Regions from separate parts of the Mus musculus genome. Here region 2 is linked to region 1. A link is a loop called in an ENCODE intact Hi-C map of the cell type or tissue named here. Cell type or tissue: gastrocnemius. All regions are shown on one strand. Links, peaks and the distances in the headings refer to the core of each region. The heading gives the core; the rest is flanking DNA.

The links. Peaks named below come from ENCODE experiments on the same cell type or tissue, not always from the same donor. Only the 100,000 strongest peaks of a DNase experiment are listed, where the experiment ranks them.
Region 2: it touches region 1 in a loop (2.2-fold over the local background); 3 of 42 quality-filtered maps call a loop at or near these places.

The regions. Positions count from the first base shown.
Region 1 is chr11:77,344,012-77,352,351 of GRCm38, forward strand. All of the region lies in intron 2 of Ssh2 (slingshot protein phosphatase 2), which reads left to right. Among named protein-coding and RNA genes, the nearest start is that of Gm24989, 100 kb to the left of the region's middle. In gastrocnemius, for the core only: no CTCF peak of the experiment used is centred there; a DNase peak (open chromatin) is centred at 4,236; H3K4me3 peaks cover 4,599 bases; H3K27ac peaks cover 4,528 bases.
Region 2 is chr11:77,418,572-77,426,911 of GRCm38, forward strand. Ssh2 (slingshot protein phosphatase 2) reads left to right here. Exons shown (of 15, transcript NM_177710.4): 8 at 2,645-2,839; 9 at 6,730-6,823; 10 at 6,952-7,080. Among named protein-coding and RNA genes, the nearest start is that of Coro6, 41 kb to the right of the region's middle. RefSeq lists an enhancer at 3,898-5,870. In gastrocnemius, for the core only: no CTCF peak of the experiment used is centred there; no DNase peak of the experiment used is centred there; H3K27ac peaks cover 5,660 bases.

The DNA of each region.
Region 1 (8,340 bases), core at 309-8,308:
ATCATGTGATCTTCCTAAAGGACAGCTACACTCATATTTGCATATGTGAGGACATTTTCTGAAAACAGTTGTAATTGCCTAAGAGTGACATGACAGAGATGAGAAAAGTGGCTTTTCTTTTCCGCTTCTGAATCCTTGCCATATGTTACTATGACTTTTAAGTGGTTTAAAAAACAGAATGAAGAAATAGAGCAGGAACTAAACAGTTAATGTTTTGTGAAGTGTGTTGAATGTGAAAAGTGATCCCATAAATGCCTATTATTTTTACTAAACAATAGACGTGTCAGGCTTCTGTAACCTGAAGAAAGCAGGACTGCAGCATGTCCTTGTGCAGGAGCATATGGTGGCTCTGACCAGGTGGGAGGGACGCTTTAGAGAGCCTTTCTCTGGTGTTGAGATGCAGATCTTCTCAGGGTTCCACATTGCTCTTGTGTGTGAAATTCTATGCAAATGATTATAAAAGCTCAGTGGCATGGTTCAACTCAAGTGTTTAAAACAAAACACTCACAAAACATGACTGCTTTACGGAGCTATTGTTAACATTGTGCTGTACGGTATTGTCTGAAGAGTGCCTTTGACTTAGTGTAGTAAGATAGCTCTGTCTGCACAATAAATCTGAAATTGGGGGGATTATCTTGAGAGTTTTGTCCTGGCATTTTGCAGATTAAAAGATACATCAGGTTGTGTTACTCCGGGTAACAAGATTTTTGTTTTGTAACGTTTAAAGTGTTGGTTTTCTTCTTTTTGACACTCAAGGGATTAATTTACTATTTATTTCTCTAGATCAAACCCTTAGAGGAAACATCAAAACACAAGGAAGTCCTTAGTATAATCATTTTTCTTATGACCAAGTACTTAAATAATACAGTTGCATAAGTTAATGCTATTATTTGAAAGCTTAAAAGTAGAAACATGAAGTAAATATTACAGATATCAGATGACTATAGACTGTACAGTAAAACTTCCTAAATGAAATGATAATGTTTTTATGTATTTCAATTTTCACTCATTTCATCAACTTCTAGGTAATGAAATAAATACAAGTCCCTTTCTATTACTGGAAGCTGACTGTCAAGTTTGTGATAATAAAAACTTGTCGTCCTATCCAAACAGTGCTTTTGTCCACATATCTTGAAAAGAATTAACTTTCTTTTTTTTTTTCCTGTATGTGTGTATGAACTGGGGTCAGAGACAATTTATAAGAATCAGATCTCTTCTTCTACCATGTAGGATTGAACTCAGGTCATGAGCCTTGGCAGCAGCTGTCCTTAACTACTGAGCCATTTCATTGGGCCTGGATCTTACTTTTTTAAGACAGGGTCTCACCGTGTAGCCCGGGCTAGCCTAGAACTTTCTATGTAGACCAGGCTGGCTTTAAACTCACAGATATTCTCTGGTCTCAGCCTTCTGAGTGTTGGGATTAAACATGTATGACACCATGCCCCACCCTAGAACTTCTTATATCAGAGTCATTACCACTCCTTAACGCTTATGGAAAAAAACAAAGAAAACCATCTCCAATATTTTCTCAGTGAAAATGTAAGGTCAGTATTGAGCCTTACCTTAATATGGCAAACATTAAAGCCAAAGAGAAGATCTTTGTGCTAAGTATTTTTTTAAATATAGATACTGTTTTCTAATTAATCCTCAAAACAACTTAATAAATTAAGCTAATACTCAATGCAGTTTGTTAATTCCAAAGCCAGAGTCTTTAATGGCTGGTCACTGTCGATTTGAACTAGGTGTCTGTCTTAAATGGACTAAATATATTTCATGTTTCAGAATTTTTTAGTCTGTTTGTTTGTTTGCTTGCTTGCTTCTTTTAAAAGTATACTTATTTATTGGCTGCATAGGGGGTGGTTACACAAGTGTGGGCATACCACAGCACCACAGTGCCAGTACTGAGGTTAGAGGCTAACCTGTGGAAGACATTTCTCTTCTTCCACTATGTGAGTCCCACTCTGTGAATTCAAGTTGTCAGGCTTAGCAGCAAGCTTGCACCTTTACTTACTAAGCCACCTCATTGCCCGAGTCTGCCTGTGTCGTGAAGGCTAGCCTTAAACTTGTGATCCTGCTGCTTCAGCCTTTCAGGTGTTAGTACAGTGGGCACGCACCACCACACCTGACTCCTCAGAATCTTTAGTTGACAAGAGAATAGTCTGTCTAAGATTTTCAACTCTCAAAACAAAATTGGGGATTTGACTGTCCTGGAATTAGATTTGTAGACCAAGCTGGCTTCGAACTCAGAGATCCACCTGCCTCTGCCTCCCAAGTGCTCAGATTAAAGGCCTGTGCCACCACCACCTGGCTGAAAAAAAATTCTTAAAGATCTTATTATATAATTTTACATTAAGGGACTTATCAAAGCCTTAGTTACTATTTAAAAGGAGAATTTAAAAGGACGGGATTAGAGGTATTTTAAGTCTTCTTACTTGAATGGCTGACAAAGGTCTTTTAAGGGAAAACCAAAAGACTGTGCACTTCTGGGGCACCATTGTAGGAACCTTTTTGTGTGGCATAAGGATACATATTTACAAAATCTGTATCTATGAAATCTTCATCCCTTGCATTTCTAAATGTAATGAGTTTGATTGGATCAAGTAATACACATTTTCTGCTGAATTGTTTTTCAGATAAAGATGACTGCCATGCCATCATCTTTCCTAAATGACATCATTTAATACTGACTTCAGTAAAAATCCCCATCTCTTGCTGTGTCATGAAAGGAACTGGGCTCACCTTAATGCTGTTCTAAAGTGCCTTTTTTTTTTAATCACAGTAGGAGATTGTAATAAATTACAGCCTGAAAGAAGTTTCAAACTGGCAAGTTTGCCAGATATTTTAAGCAATTTATTTTGGGGTGTATCAGCAGATTTTTTTTTTTCTTACACTGCCATTTGGGTGCCTGCTGACACAGCTTGAACAAATCTTTAAAACATTTCCTTCCTAGAGATGGATGAAGATGATGAAACTAACATCCAGACTTTCCCTTAACTCTTCACTTGCCACATGGGTCTTTCCTACTGCCAGATCCCTAGGAAGTTATAGAAACCACCTTTTGTATGCTTCACAGTATTCTGAGCCCCGCATTACCTTGGTAATGGCTTGAAGTTTTATGGACAACTAATAAAAAAGTAATTCTAGTTTTAGGCATAAAATTTTATGTTTAGATTATGTTCATTGTCAGCATATTGAATATTGTCAAACTTCCCTGTACTTTCATATAAAACAAAGATTTGAGTTTTTCTTGATTCTAATACATTGAAAGTCTTACCTAGTTGGTTAGTAAAGTTGTTTTTAAAGTTCACTAATTTCTGGCTTTTGGATTCATTCATACACACACACACACACACACACACACACACAGAAATACTAAAAAAAAAAAAAAAAAAAAAAAAAAAAAAAAACAGTGGTCCCTAAAGTATTTGCCCTGGTGTAAGAAAGGAAGAGCGAGAGGGGAGCTGGAGGATGAGTTGTTGCAGGGTGCTTCGGTGTACTGGCCCCTGTAAACCAAGACCTGAAACAGAAAGAGGCTCCTTTTTCAGAGCTAGTTCTGATCAGATGAAAGGCACTGTACAGCCCATTGCAAGGAGCATGGGAAGGGCTTAAACCTTGTAAGGCATCAGAGAATGCCCTTTGATGGGAAACGCCGCCTTAGATGGAAACACAGGCCATCTTCGAAAACTACCGACATCTAGATCTCGTTCCAAATGCATCAAAATTTAATTAGTCCAATGTGTAGTTTGGGCATTGGGATATTTAATCTTCACAAATTGTACATACAACTAAGGCTGTTGAACCCTCTATATTTATTTACAAGGGTTAGAAGATTCTTGTCCACATTGTCACACACTATAATCTCTCTAGTTCCACCTTGAGGACCCAAGAAAACCATTGATACATATTTAACTTGTGAGACCTTTAAAAACTTTGAAGACCATTCATAAACTTGGTTTGTTTGCAGTACAGTGCATAGAGCTGGTTAAGAGGCTACAGTGCATAGATCTGTTTAAGATACGGTACTTTTCAGTTGAGCATTCGGAGTAGAGAAATTTTCTCTGCCCATTACTCTCCCTTCACCCAGGCTATCGTCTCCCGCAGCCCCCTTACCCAGGAGGCCCGTAAGCGTTGAGGGATCCGCGCGGGCGCTAGGAGCCTTGGGGCGGAGCGTCGGCGAGGCCCACCCTCCGGACGCTCTAGACCGCCCCGCCCAGGCGCCCCGCCCCGGACGCGGGTGGGGGAGGGCTGCTGGCAGCGCCCGACTGCCCAGACTACACAGCGGAGCCCCGGGGCTTCGGCGGCTGCCTCGGAGCTCCCGGGCGGACCCAGGTCAGCCGCCGGGAACCAGCGTCTCGGGCCCGGGTTATTCGAACGCCGGTCCAGGATGCGGAGCTATTCAGTGTGAGTCGACTTCATGACCCTGAGCACTTTGGCAGGCGAAAGGAAAGCGCTCCCTGCCAGCACCTGCAGCCTCGGTGGCCCCGACATGATCCCCTACTTCTCTGCCAATGCGGTCATCTCGCAGAACGCCATCAACCAGCTGTGAGTCCGCCTCTGCAAATGCTCAGAAAGTTTGCTTTTCCAAGCGGCTTTTCCAGACATTCTGGGGCGCGAATTAGCGAGCGAGGGCGAAAGCGCAGCATGCTTGCTGCGAGGTCTAGATGCATCTGGTCTGGATGGTGGGGTGGAGGTGTTGGGCGATTCATGGAGGCAATGAGTGTCCCGGAACCTAGTGAACAGATAAATCTTTTGGAAGAATACCGGTGAACCTTGAAGGAGTCTAAAAATGGATTAACCTCTTAGCCGTCTATGGTGACTGAGTGACTGCTGAACTTTGTAGCACGCGAGACTGGGGAGAATGGTTGATAGAATCAGAATAGCGGCAGAAATGTTTCAAGGGTCCCGTGGATCCTGCTGGAAACCAACTTATTGTGGTAGTGAGTCTTATTTAAGTTTGCATTTGACTATACGTTTCTGTTATGGCTCACACAAAGAGGTTCATGCTGCTGTAGTCCGAAGTTATTTCAGAAAATTAGATTTCAGTAGTTTTCTTTTCCTGACTAGTACATAAAACACAAGCCTTCCTGTACTCTTTGAATCACTCAAGTGCAGGATTTACACGCATCTTTAAATCGTCATTGTTTTTGAAGTCAGGCTGTTACTCCTTTCCGTTGTGGTTTGCCTGCTTGTAAGAGCTGTGTGCTGAAGCTTGTGGTTAATCTCACCTCACAGTTATAAAGTCGAAAGTAGAGGAACTCCACCAATTCAAACTCTGTCTTTAATTCAGAGGAGAGCTTTAAGGTTGCTTAAGATGGTAGCAGTTTTAGTTAGTGTGTTTGAGTTCCTTCTAAATTGTCTTCAGAGGAATCGCCTGCTGAGATTTCCCTAGGCCAGCCCCAAACAGGGTTGCTACCAACCCTCTCCATTTAATGTCCAGCAAAAACTTTTCATTATTGCTTATTAAAAGCACAGATAGCATATAAAGTGATTTGTAGATACATTCATTCCTAATTTACTATTTTAGTTATTGATAAACTGTTTTATCCTGCCAATTGAAATTAAACGGATTTGAGGTTCATACTTTTCCTTTATGTCGATCATAGTGGAACTCCTGAGAAAGATAGCAAAAGGGGGGGAATGGCTTTACTGCCCAGTTCGCTAAAGTCTGCACACTAGACTACCTAACTCTAAAGAGGTGAGAGGAGATGGACTGGAAGAGGAGGAAAGGAGTGAATAGTCTAAAATTTAATAACCACGCTCAAATGAATAGTTTTATCAGTACTTCAGGAAAGGGGGCAGTGTAAGACCCACCCCTGAACAGTCAATGGGTGAGCAAAATGCATACACTAAATGCATACACTGCAACGTTATTCCACTTCTTAAAAGAATATCCTGGAGCTGGAGCCATGATTCCACAGTCATCAGTGAGGAGTCTGGCTTGGGGAAGACAAGTTCCCACACTTGCTTCAGGTTCCTCACTACCACCTGTAACTCCAGCTTCAGGAGATCCAAGGCCTCTAGCATCTGCACATACCTACACAAACACAGATAATTTAAAATAATAAATAAAAATACTAAAAACAAATCTTAAAAATACTGTCTTTTTTAAAAAAGGAAATTTTGACATATGCTAGAACATGATGAACTTTGAAGACATTGTACTAAGTGAAGTAAGCCAAAAAGAACAAATGCTCTGTGGTCCTATTTGTATGGTCCCAGCTCCAGAACTTAAATGTTGTTAAACTTGAGAGAGGAGTATTTTTAATACTAGTGGGATCAAAAGGTCTAGATACCTTTTCCTACTTATTAATGTCCTTGGGAGAATCATTTGACTTTGTTTTCTTCCACTGTAAAATGTGAATTCAATACAACAGATCTCTCGCCCTTTCCCCCTGTTCTGTGTCTCAGTGGTAGATTGTATTGTGCTGGTAGATCCTTAGTAGCTCCGAAGAGATCATATAGTTAGTTAACACTTTGCAAAACTGTAAATCCCTGCAACAAAAGTGAGCTAACTGAATTTAATAATAGCTAACAGCTGCCACCTATGGCCCGCTTGTCACTGTGCTGAGTTTAATGTGTGTTATCTCACTTAGCCATCACGGGAGTCCTGTGAATTACTTTGTTGTGTTTACAGTAATGAGACTGGAGCTCAAAGCCACACTAATAAGTGACAGAAACTCCTTAAGATCCCCATCCAGCTTTTTAAATCACTATAAAAATGGTATTTTGTGTTAGTAACTGCAGGGTCACTTTTGAGATCCATAGTAAAGATCTTTGCTGAGTGATGCTAAGGTAGGATGATAAACTTTTAAGCAATTTTTTGGAATAATCTCTTCCTATTTTATTTCTTTAAAGAGAGAGTGCCTAGCTACATATTCCAACCTGAGCCCAAATTCACAGTCTTCTTGCCTTAGGCTCCTGGGTAGTAGGTGCCACTAGCAAGGCAAACTTTAGGATTTGTTTATTTTGAGACAGGGTCTCGTCATGTAGCCTTGTTTGCCCTGGAACTGCTATTAGACCTGCTATTAGAACTGCTATTATTAGTCTTTGAACTCAGAGATTCTCCTGCCTCTCCCTCATGAGTGCTGGGATTAAAGGGGTGTGGTGCCATGCCTGGCCCTAATTTTTAGGATCTCTCTCCCTTTTTCCCTCTCCCATCTCTCATCTCTCTGACTCTTGAAATGCTGGATATTAGACGCATGCTAGGTAAGCACTCGGACACTGAGTTATAGCATACACAACTCACTTTATTCTTAAGAGAGGCTTGCTGTTGTTTTGACTTCTAAACTCCACGTAACTAGTATTGCTTTGAATATATTTATTAAACATTTACAGTGCTGCTTAGCTCATCATCATTAGAAACATCCATGGGCTTAATATATTTGTTGTTGCTACTTAATGCAAACATCCTCAACGTGGAGAATGTGACTTGTCTTCAGAAATTAATGAGCTCCCCGGAAGGAAATGTGAAAATATGGAGTAGATAAACAAAGATTTTGAAATCAGATTCTCAGTCTGTGATCTTAGAAGAACAGTGCTAATCTTTTCTAAAGGGAAGTGTTATTTCTAAGACCTGATGGTATACACCTTAACTGATAGGAGCAATTCAAGCAGTAGCAGGTTTATTTATAAATAGCAAAGACTAACTGGAGTAACTAAAAGGTTCAGAAAGATAGCTAGGAGCCCAGGATGGTAGCTGTGCCTGCAGATGCTATAGCTAGCTACTCTGGAAGTTGACACAGGAGAATCTTGAATTTGAGGCCAGCTTCAGCAATGTAGTGAGACTCCTGCCTCATAAAGGGTGGGGTCAGATTTAATAGTCCCAAGTAAAGACTGATACAAGCATAATTTGAGTTTAAGGGAAAGGATTCATGAACATTTAGGCAAGTGATTAGTAGTCAGGATAGGGCTTGCCCTTTAGAGGATTTCTGTTCTTTTTTTACTTGGTTGCTCAAATGATGTGTTTAGAAACCAAGTAACAAATCTTAGGAGACTTGAGTCAAAGAATAAATAGGCCACAGTGAGATTACAAAACCTTCCTGTCAAGTGCAAATCAAAACAACCTTGAGATTCCACCTCACACCAGTCAGAATGGCTAAAATCAAAAATTCAGGTGACAACAGATGCTGGCGAGGATGTGGAGAAAGAGGAACACTCCTCCATTGCTGGTGGGATTGCAAGCTTGTACAACCACTCTGGAAGTCAATCTGGAGGTTCCTCAGAAAATTGGACATAGTACTACTGGAGGATCCAGCAATACCTCTCCTGGGCATATACCCAGAAGAAGTTCCAACTGGTAATAAGAACACATGCTCCACTATGTTCATAGCAGCAGCCTTA
Region 2 (8,340 bases), core at 232-8,231, 74 kb after region 1:
TTAATTAGGTAGACATCAATAGAGGAAGACACACAACATTGACATCTGGCCTACCTGAGCACACATATACACATGTACACACAAATCTGCAATGCACAAACACTCATACCACACATACACAACAAATAAATTTCTGCTTCACATTCTAGTGCCTGTTCTATGATAGAAGCCCCGGATACATAGAAGGCAAGCAAAGCAAGAGTGAATAATCCAGGAAATAATCTAAACCTACATAACAGAAGTGAATCCTCATTGTCACTGAACAATTACCTTTCTTAATATTTCATGAAGTAACTGAGGTGGGACAGTTTTAGATGTGTTTATACCACATTTATAGATAGTTCACAGCATAGTTCACAGGTGAATTTTTATGGAAAACTTAATGATCCCCTTTGACTAATACTCAGAAGCAGTTAGCCTATCTATTCCCATGCATAGAGTAGAATGACAGTGCTTTTCAGATATATTTTGAAGAGGAAGACAAAGCAGCCTTAATTCAAGTAATAACCGCAGATCAAGAATTGATGTTGACTAGTAATTGTTCTGTTAACTTTTTTGAGGAATATTGAACTGAAAGTCATATAAGAAAAATATTAGCGATGAATCAAAGCAGTATTTTGACCAGGTGCTTCCTTAACCAGACAAAGAGTACTATAGTCTCCCGTTTCTATATGTACTATAGTCTCCCGTTTCTATATGTAGCCATTGTATCTGGAGCAACTAACACTGAGTATATTATAGCTGCAGCAGGTCTATAAGGTATGATTGTAAAGAGTGAATTTCCAAATGAAGAGAGTATGCCTGGAATCTCTGGAGTGCAATTGAATTTTTCTGAGCATTTGCCTATTTTGAGTAATAGAAAACATCTTAGGGGACTGACAGATGTCAGGTAAATGTTTGCTGCACAAGCATAGAGACTTATTCAATCCAAAATATCTACTTTAAAACACACACACACACACACACAACAGAATAGAGCCAGACAAATCTGAATCTAATCACCCTACTAGCCTCACCAAATTGATGAGCTCCAGGCTCAGTAAGAAACTCTGTCTCAAAGAAATGGGACTGAGGAGGTACCCAACAGTGGCTCCACATGCAGGAGCACACATGCACAAGTACACAGATGCACACACATACACACAAATGTGTACACATGCATATACCACACATACACACTTCAGAAATAAAACCACAGGTTATGTTTTTAAAATCCTTTTTAGTTGGCCAGGCGTGGTGGTGCACGCCTTTAATCCCAGCACTTGGGAGGCAGAGGCAGGGGGATTTCTGAGTTCGAGGATAGCCAGGGCTACACAGAGAAACACTGTCTCAAAAAAAAAAAAAAGTGGGGGGATTAAAAGGTATTTTTTAAAAATATGTAAGATCTTTGAAATGGCTTAGCAGGTAAAATCCCTGGCCAGACTGACAACCTGTGTGTAATCTTAGGATACTCTTGGTTGAGGAGGGAGCTAACACCCAGAAATTCACCTCTGGACCCCAATGTGTGCTACTGTGGCATGTGTATCAAATCATATATCAATTTTTTTAATTTTATAGGTGTTATACATTGTTAAACTCAAAAGTTAAAAATACGTATTGCTCTTGCAAACTCCCTAAATTTAATTTCCAGCTCTCAAACAGTGGCTCATAATCCTCTGTAACTATAGTTCCAAGGGATCCTTCATCTCCTTCTGACTTCATCAGGCACACATGGTGCACAGACATACATGCAGTCAAATTACTCACATAAAATAGTAAAATAAATAAATAAGTGTTATAAAGAAAATATGTAAGAGAATGGTCATAGAATTCTCTTGCACTTCCTTTTCCTTTAAGAGAAAAACATCAGTTTATAGCCAATTAAGACATTTATTTGAGCTTCTGCTATAAGCTAGGTTTTATTTTTAAGCACTGGAGATAGACCAATAAACAAAATGTAGAAGGTCCTAGGTTTTGTGTAAGTTACTTCCTAGCATTTCTTTTGTGTGTCTTGTTTACTTTCTAGCATTTCTGGCTTTAGTGTAGGTAAATAGAAAAAAGATAGTTTTTAGTTTTGTTTACCCTTCTTGGATTTCTGAGTTCAGAGTCAGGAGGTTTAATTTAGTTTCAGTGTATGTAGCCAGAGCTATTCTTAGAAGGCAAGTCGTGTGAATGAATAAATGGTCTAAAGAACCAGGAGACTAAGATAGCAAGAATGGTAAATGCCATTAGATGAGTACTCCCTGAACATCAAAGCACATATCCCTGTGGCTTAGGGGCATTGGCCTCTGTGGAGCCCATAAGAATCATAGAGAGTAAGTTATCCCATGATTCTGTGCCAAAGAGAAACAAATTTTAAATAGTTAATTGTTGAGATTTTTTTGTTTGCTAATGACAGTCACAACATGAATCCAAGTATATGAGGCCATAGGTCCTGGACCTGTTTTTCACTGGGGAGTTAGTTGTCAGTTCTCTCCCCCTCCCCCAGCTCCTTGCCTTGAGAATTCAAGCAAGATCAGAGACTCTTGACTCCTGTGGAGGGAGGAAATTCTCCAGAAAATGATACTCTGTAAAATTTTAAAAGTAGACAAGTTTGAGATAGAAGTGATTTTTATCCTTTGGTACCCCATAATTCTACAGTGCTCATTTTAGGCTTATCTTTCAGGTCTGCACTACAGAGTTTGCACAAGGCTTGTGAAGTGGCCAGAATGCATAACTACTATCCAGGCAGCCTTTTTCTCACTTGGGTGAGTTATTACGAGAGCCATATCAACTCAGATCAGTCCTCAGTCAATGAGTGGAATGCTATGCAGGATGTGCAGTCTCATCGGCCTGACTCTCCAGCCCTCTTCACAGACATGTAAGTTGGCTTGCTGAGGACTGTGGAAGCACATGTCCTAAACAGCAAATTCCTCAGGAACTAACCCTACACCACATATGTCATACATGAAGAATAGCCTTCTATCACCTGCAAAGGCCTGAGGAATTTCATTCCTGGGCACAATGGACTAACCATATCAAGAATGTAATGCTATAAAAATCAGATTCCACTAATTTGAAATTTGAATTTGGAGGAATTGGCTATAAAAGGATCATTAGATAAGTTAACAGCAAGATGCTTTTGAAGGGTTACTTAAGAAATTAAGCTGACTTTCAAAGGAGAACACTGTTCCTTTAGATGAAATCCCCAGTAACAATAGTTGATGTCTTATCTTTTATCAAATTCTGTTGCAACCAAGGCTGTTCATACTCTTCGGGACTGGAGGTCCACACTTTTTTTTTATTAGGTATTTTCCTCATTTACATTTCCAATGCTATCCCAGAAGTCCCCCAGGCCCTCCCCCCCGAGGTCCACGCTTTTAATCCCAACACTAAGGAAGCAGAGGCAAGGGGATCTGAGTTCAAGGTCAGCCTGGTCTACAGAGCGAGTCCTAAGCCATTCAGAGGTACATAGTGAAACCCTGTCTCAGGAAAGAAAGATGTTTCCAATCCCTTTAAAGGAATATCTGGGTTAAATTTATTTCTATTGAATTGTGGTTTTATTTTAGGCCAAAAAGTAATCAAAACATTATTTGATTTAAAAACAAAAACAGGGAGTTGTTGATTCTAGAGCCGTCTTTCCAGGAGACCGAGTCCTTTCAAGATATCATAGTAACCAACGAGATAGGAATCTGTGGAAAGGGATCTTCATGGTTTCATGTTGTGAAGCTGGTTAGTGGGTTTTGGAGAAATGGATGTTCCATCTCGCTCAATACAGGGGATAGTAGCACACAGTACACTTGGGAGACTGAGGCAGAAGGGTTTCAAGTTCTAGGACAGCCTGGACTACATAGAGTAGAACCAACCCCATCTCAAAATAGAGAATAAATGTTTCAAGTCAGTAAACTAATGTTTTCCTTCCCGAGTTATCTTTTGTTTGAGAAGACGTTGGATCTGTGGCACAGAAGGGATTGCTTGACATTCCTAAGCAAAAACAAACAAAACAGTGAGAGAGCCTGTCACCCAGTAAATTTACTTACTGAATTTTAGTTCTTAGTTTTAAGATGTATTAATAAATTATCTTTGTAGAAAATGACTTCATGGACACTGTAGACCAGAGTATCAGTGATGATGCGCAGACTACTTTTATGTCAACTTGACACAAAGAGTTGTCAAAAGGAAAGAACTTTGATTGAGAAAATGCCTCCATAAGATCAGCCTGAAGGAAAACCTGTAGGACATTTTCTTCAGTAGTGATTGATGGGAGCGGGCCCAGCCCTTCATGGGTGGTGCCATCCCTGGGCTGGAGGTTCTGGGTTCTGTAAAACACCAGGCTGAGCAAGCCATCAGAGGGAAGACAGTAAGCATGGCCTCTGCATCAGCTCCTGCCTCCAAGTTCCTGCTATGTTTTAGTTCCTGTCCTGGTTTCTTTTAATGAAGGACTACCATGTGGAAGTGTAAGCCAAATGAACCCTTTTCCTCCCCAACTCTTGGTCATGGTGTTTCATCACAGCAATAGTAGCCCTAACTAGGACATGGATATATCTGGATAGAGTGATTTTTTTAGTTAGTTTTGTTTTCTCTGTATTTTCACATTTGTTCCAGTAGCATCAAAGAGGGGAATGTGTTTGTGGGCTATAATGCCTTTCTGTGTCCTCTTCCTACCCAAATTAACTTTAAAAGCTTATAAAAGGATAGTGAAAATACAAGAAAATGTGAGGCAAAATGTATTTACAGTGTTTACTGTGAACAGTTTGTATTTGTAATCCAAGAGGGGCATGTCCACATGGAGTTCCCCAGTGTACACCTAATATCATACTAGGCTTAGAGAGGAGAAAGACCTTGTTCAAGGTCACATCATTGTAAAGGACTCAGAGAAAAACTGCTGAACTAAGAAATCAAACCCATGCATGCACACAGCTGCTAAAATCTGCTTTTATCAACACGTCTTTTCAGTGGAAGACTGTCCTTACACATTTGCTCCCATATTAGCCTAGATAAGAATTGTCCTCTTAGTCACAACAGAAATGCCTTGCTGTGAACAAGCGAGTGTTAGCAGTGTGCTGTGTGCTGTGTGCTGTGTGCTTCATGAGAAGCTGAGTGCCTAAGCAATGTGGAGCCCTGAGGGTGTGGAGTGCAGCCTGCAGCCTTGGAGATTACCAAGGCTATTTTTGCGGGCAGTGATAAGGCTGTAAGCAGCAGGAACAGGCAGGATGCCTGAAGGCTTAGGCCATGTCCATTTCTAAATAAGGAAATACAGAACAGATACCTTTCTCGAGTAGGTAGGAACAAAGATGGGATAGAAAGTACTCAAGTTCTCCATAATGAAACTGTGCCTCTAGAGAGAACCAATGCTTTTCTGGTAGTGAAGAGTCTGCCGCCTAGGCTGATTTCATAGTAAAGTTCCAAGAATAGATTTATTTTATTTTGTTTATTTGCTTGTTTGTTTTGAGGCAGGGTCTTACTGTGTAGCACTGGCTGTCCTAGACGTATGTTGCATTGTAGACCAGGTTAGCCTCGAACTCAGTGTGCTGGGACTAAAGCATGTGCTACCACATCTGGCCTTGAGTAATTTTATTTAGAGTCAGAAGGCTAGAAAACAGCACAATGCTTTAGCGAGAGAGCTAGGTTAGGCTGAGTGATCTGATTTCCCTGATAATGTATATGATTACCAGTGTATCTTTTAGCATTTGTCTCCTTAACTATAAAATAATATTGTTAATATAAAAACTTTACAGAAATGAGCAGGAAGGAAAGGGCAGTGATACACATTTATAATCCCATTACTTGGAAAACTGAAGCAGGAGGATTGAAAGTTCTAGGCCAGCCTGGACTACATGGCAAGACCTTGTCTCCAAAAACATAAAAATTTTCACAGAGCTATTCTGAGAGTTGCCATGAAAAGGAAAGTGTTTTGGATGAAACTATTCCATCCAAATAGCTGACCCCCTACAACCCATTTTGCAATAAAATTTGCCTTGTTGGAGGGAGATGGATCCGCTCTCCTTCTTTCCCAGCTTATAGGCCCACAGCCATGAATAATCAGAACAGATCATCAGAATGGCGTTTTAAGGTCTGGTTCTATTGAGTCACACCACTAGGCTACCCAGATTGGTATTCTAGCTCACTAAGTAATGCTATCCAAAGGCCCTTGACAGGAACATGAGACCACTTGATACACGCAGCTCATCTTTGCTTCTTCATAAATCTGTATATTTATGATGTATTCAAAGATGTTTTAACATATAGAGGGCTGGTGAGATGGGTCAGTGGGTAAGAGCACCCGACTGCTCTTCCGAAGGTCAGGAGTTCAAATCCCAGCAACCACATGGTGGCTCACAACCATCCATAACAAGAACTGACTCCCTCTTCTGGAGTGTCTGAGGACAGCTACAGTGTACTTACATATAATAAATAAATAAATATTTTTAAAAAAGAGTTGACATTTTAAAAAAACATATAGAACCTGTTCAAGTAATTTTTGCATGTTTATATTCTATATGGGTTTTTTTTTTTTTTAATGTTCGTTGGTTTGGTTTGGGAGTGTGTTCTTATTGTTAGCTTTGGTTTTTGGTTTTGTTTTAGGAATTGTCTCATTATGTAATACCCACATTGCCTTGAAACTCACTATGTATTCGCCTGCAATTTTCATTTGTTTCTGCAGTATAAATAAGAGTAAGAGAAATAGTTTGGAAACATAATCCAATGGTGAATTCATTGCTCTGATTAAGTTGTTTACAAAAAAAAAAATCACTACTTGTTTATTCTCAGACCAACTGAACGTGAGCGAACAGAAAGGCTTATTAAGACTAAATTAAGGGAGATCATGATGCAAAAGGATTTGGAGAATATCACCTCCAAAGAGGTAAGCAACTCTGAGTCCTCGCTGTTCCAAAGCCAGAAGTGGGATAACAGTAGATAGGGAGCTAAACTGGTATTGAAAACACAGAGGAGCCTTACAGAGATGAATACAGCACATCACCTCTGTTTCAGATACGCACGGAGCTGGAGATGCAGATGGTGTGCAACTTGCGAGAATTTAAGGAATTCATAGATAATGAAATGATCGTGATCCTTGGTCAGATGGACAGTCCCACACAGATATTTGAGCATGTATTCCTGGTAAGTTTTAAAACCACTTCAACTGGTATTTTGAAACTAGCTTTGGACTCAAGATGGGAAGGAAAGAAATTGTTACTTTACTATATTTAAACAAATATAACTGGACTGGAAAAATGGCTCAGTGGTTAAGAGTACTTACTATTTGTGCAAAGGAACTAGATTCAAATCCCAGCACCCACATGGCTCAGAACCATCTGTAACTCTAGGTCCTGGGGATCTGAAGCCCCCTCCTGGCCTCTGCAGTTACCAAGCATTCATCTGGTACACAGGAGATCAGGCAGACAAAACACTCATGTAAATAAAATAAATAAATCGAAAAAACGTGTCATGTAACTCATTAAAAGCATAGGCTCTGTGTACTCAAGCCTTGCTGGTTTCTAATCATCTCACTACCTGATGTTACTAACAGTCGTCATTTGTGCTGTTAGTGCTGTTTACATGGACGTATGGCAGGGATGCTACAGAATGTTTTGCTGCTGCTCATACCTTCCCAGTTCCCTTTTCAATGGACTTTTATGTGGATTAAAACTTGAGTGTAGTGGGAATATTTATACCAAGAAATTTAGCAAATGCCACAAACCAAGGCTTTCTTCCTCTAGGTTATTAAATATGTCATCTGTTTTCAGAGTCAAAAATGTCAGTTGCTTGTGGTTTCATACAATATATCTACCACTTTGAGGTTCCACTTCCAAAACGCATTCCCTAGGCCATTAAGAGCCGGCCTGGCTGGTGCCGGGTGTGGTGGCACACGCCTTTAATCCCAGCACTTGGGAGGCAGAGGCAGGGGGATTTCTGATTTCCAGGCCAGCCTGGTCTACAGAGTGAGTTCCAGGACAGCCAGGGCTACACAGAGAAACCCTGTCTCAAAAAAAAAACAAAAACAAAAATATATATATATCTAATACAATTCATCAGAGCAGATGGGACCTTCTTGTAACAGAAAGTCTGTTGGGCTGTATTTGCTTAGCTATTGTTTAGAGTGCTAAGGATCGAATCCTGATCCTTGCACGTGTTAAGCATGTGTTCTATCGTTGAACTACATCCTCAGCCATGAACTTTTTTTTTAAAGTATTTATTTATTATTACACATAAATAAGTATACTGCAGCTGACTTCAGACACACCAGAAGAGGACGTCAGATCTCTTACTGGTAGTTGTGAGCCACCATGTGGTTGCTAGGTTTTGAACTCAGGACCTTTGGACCTTTGGAAGAGCAGTCAGTGCTCTACCCGCTGAGCCATCTCACCAGCTCCCAGCCAT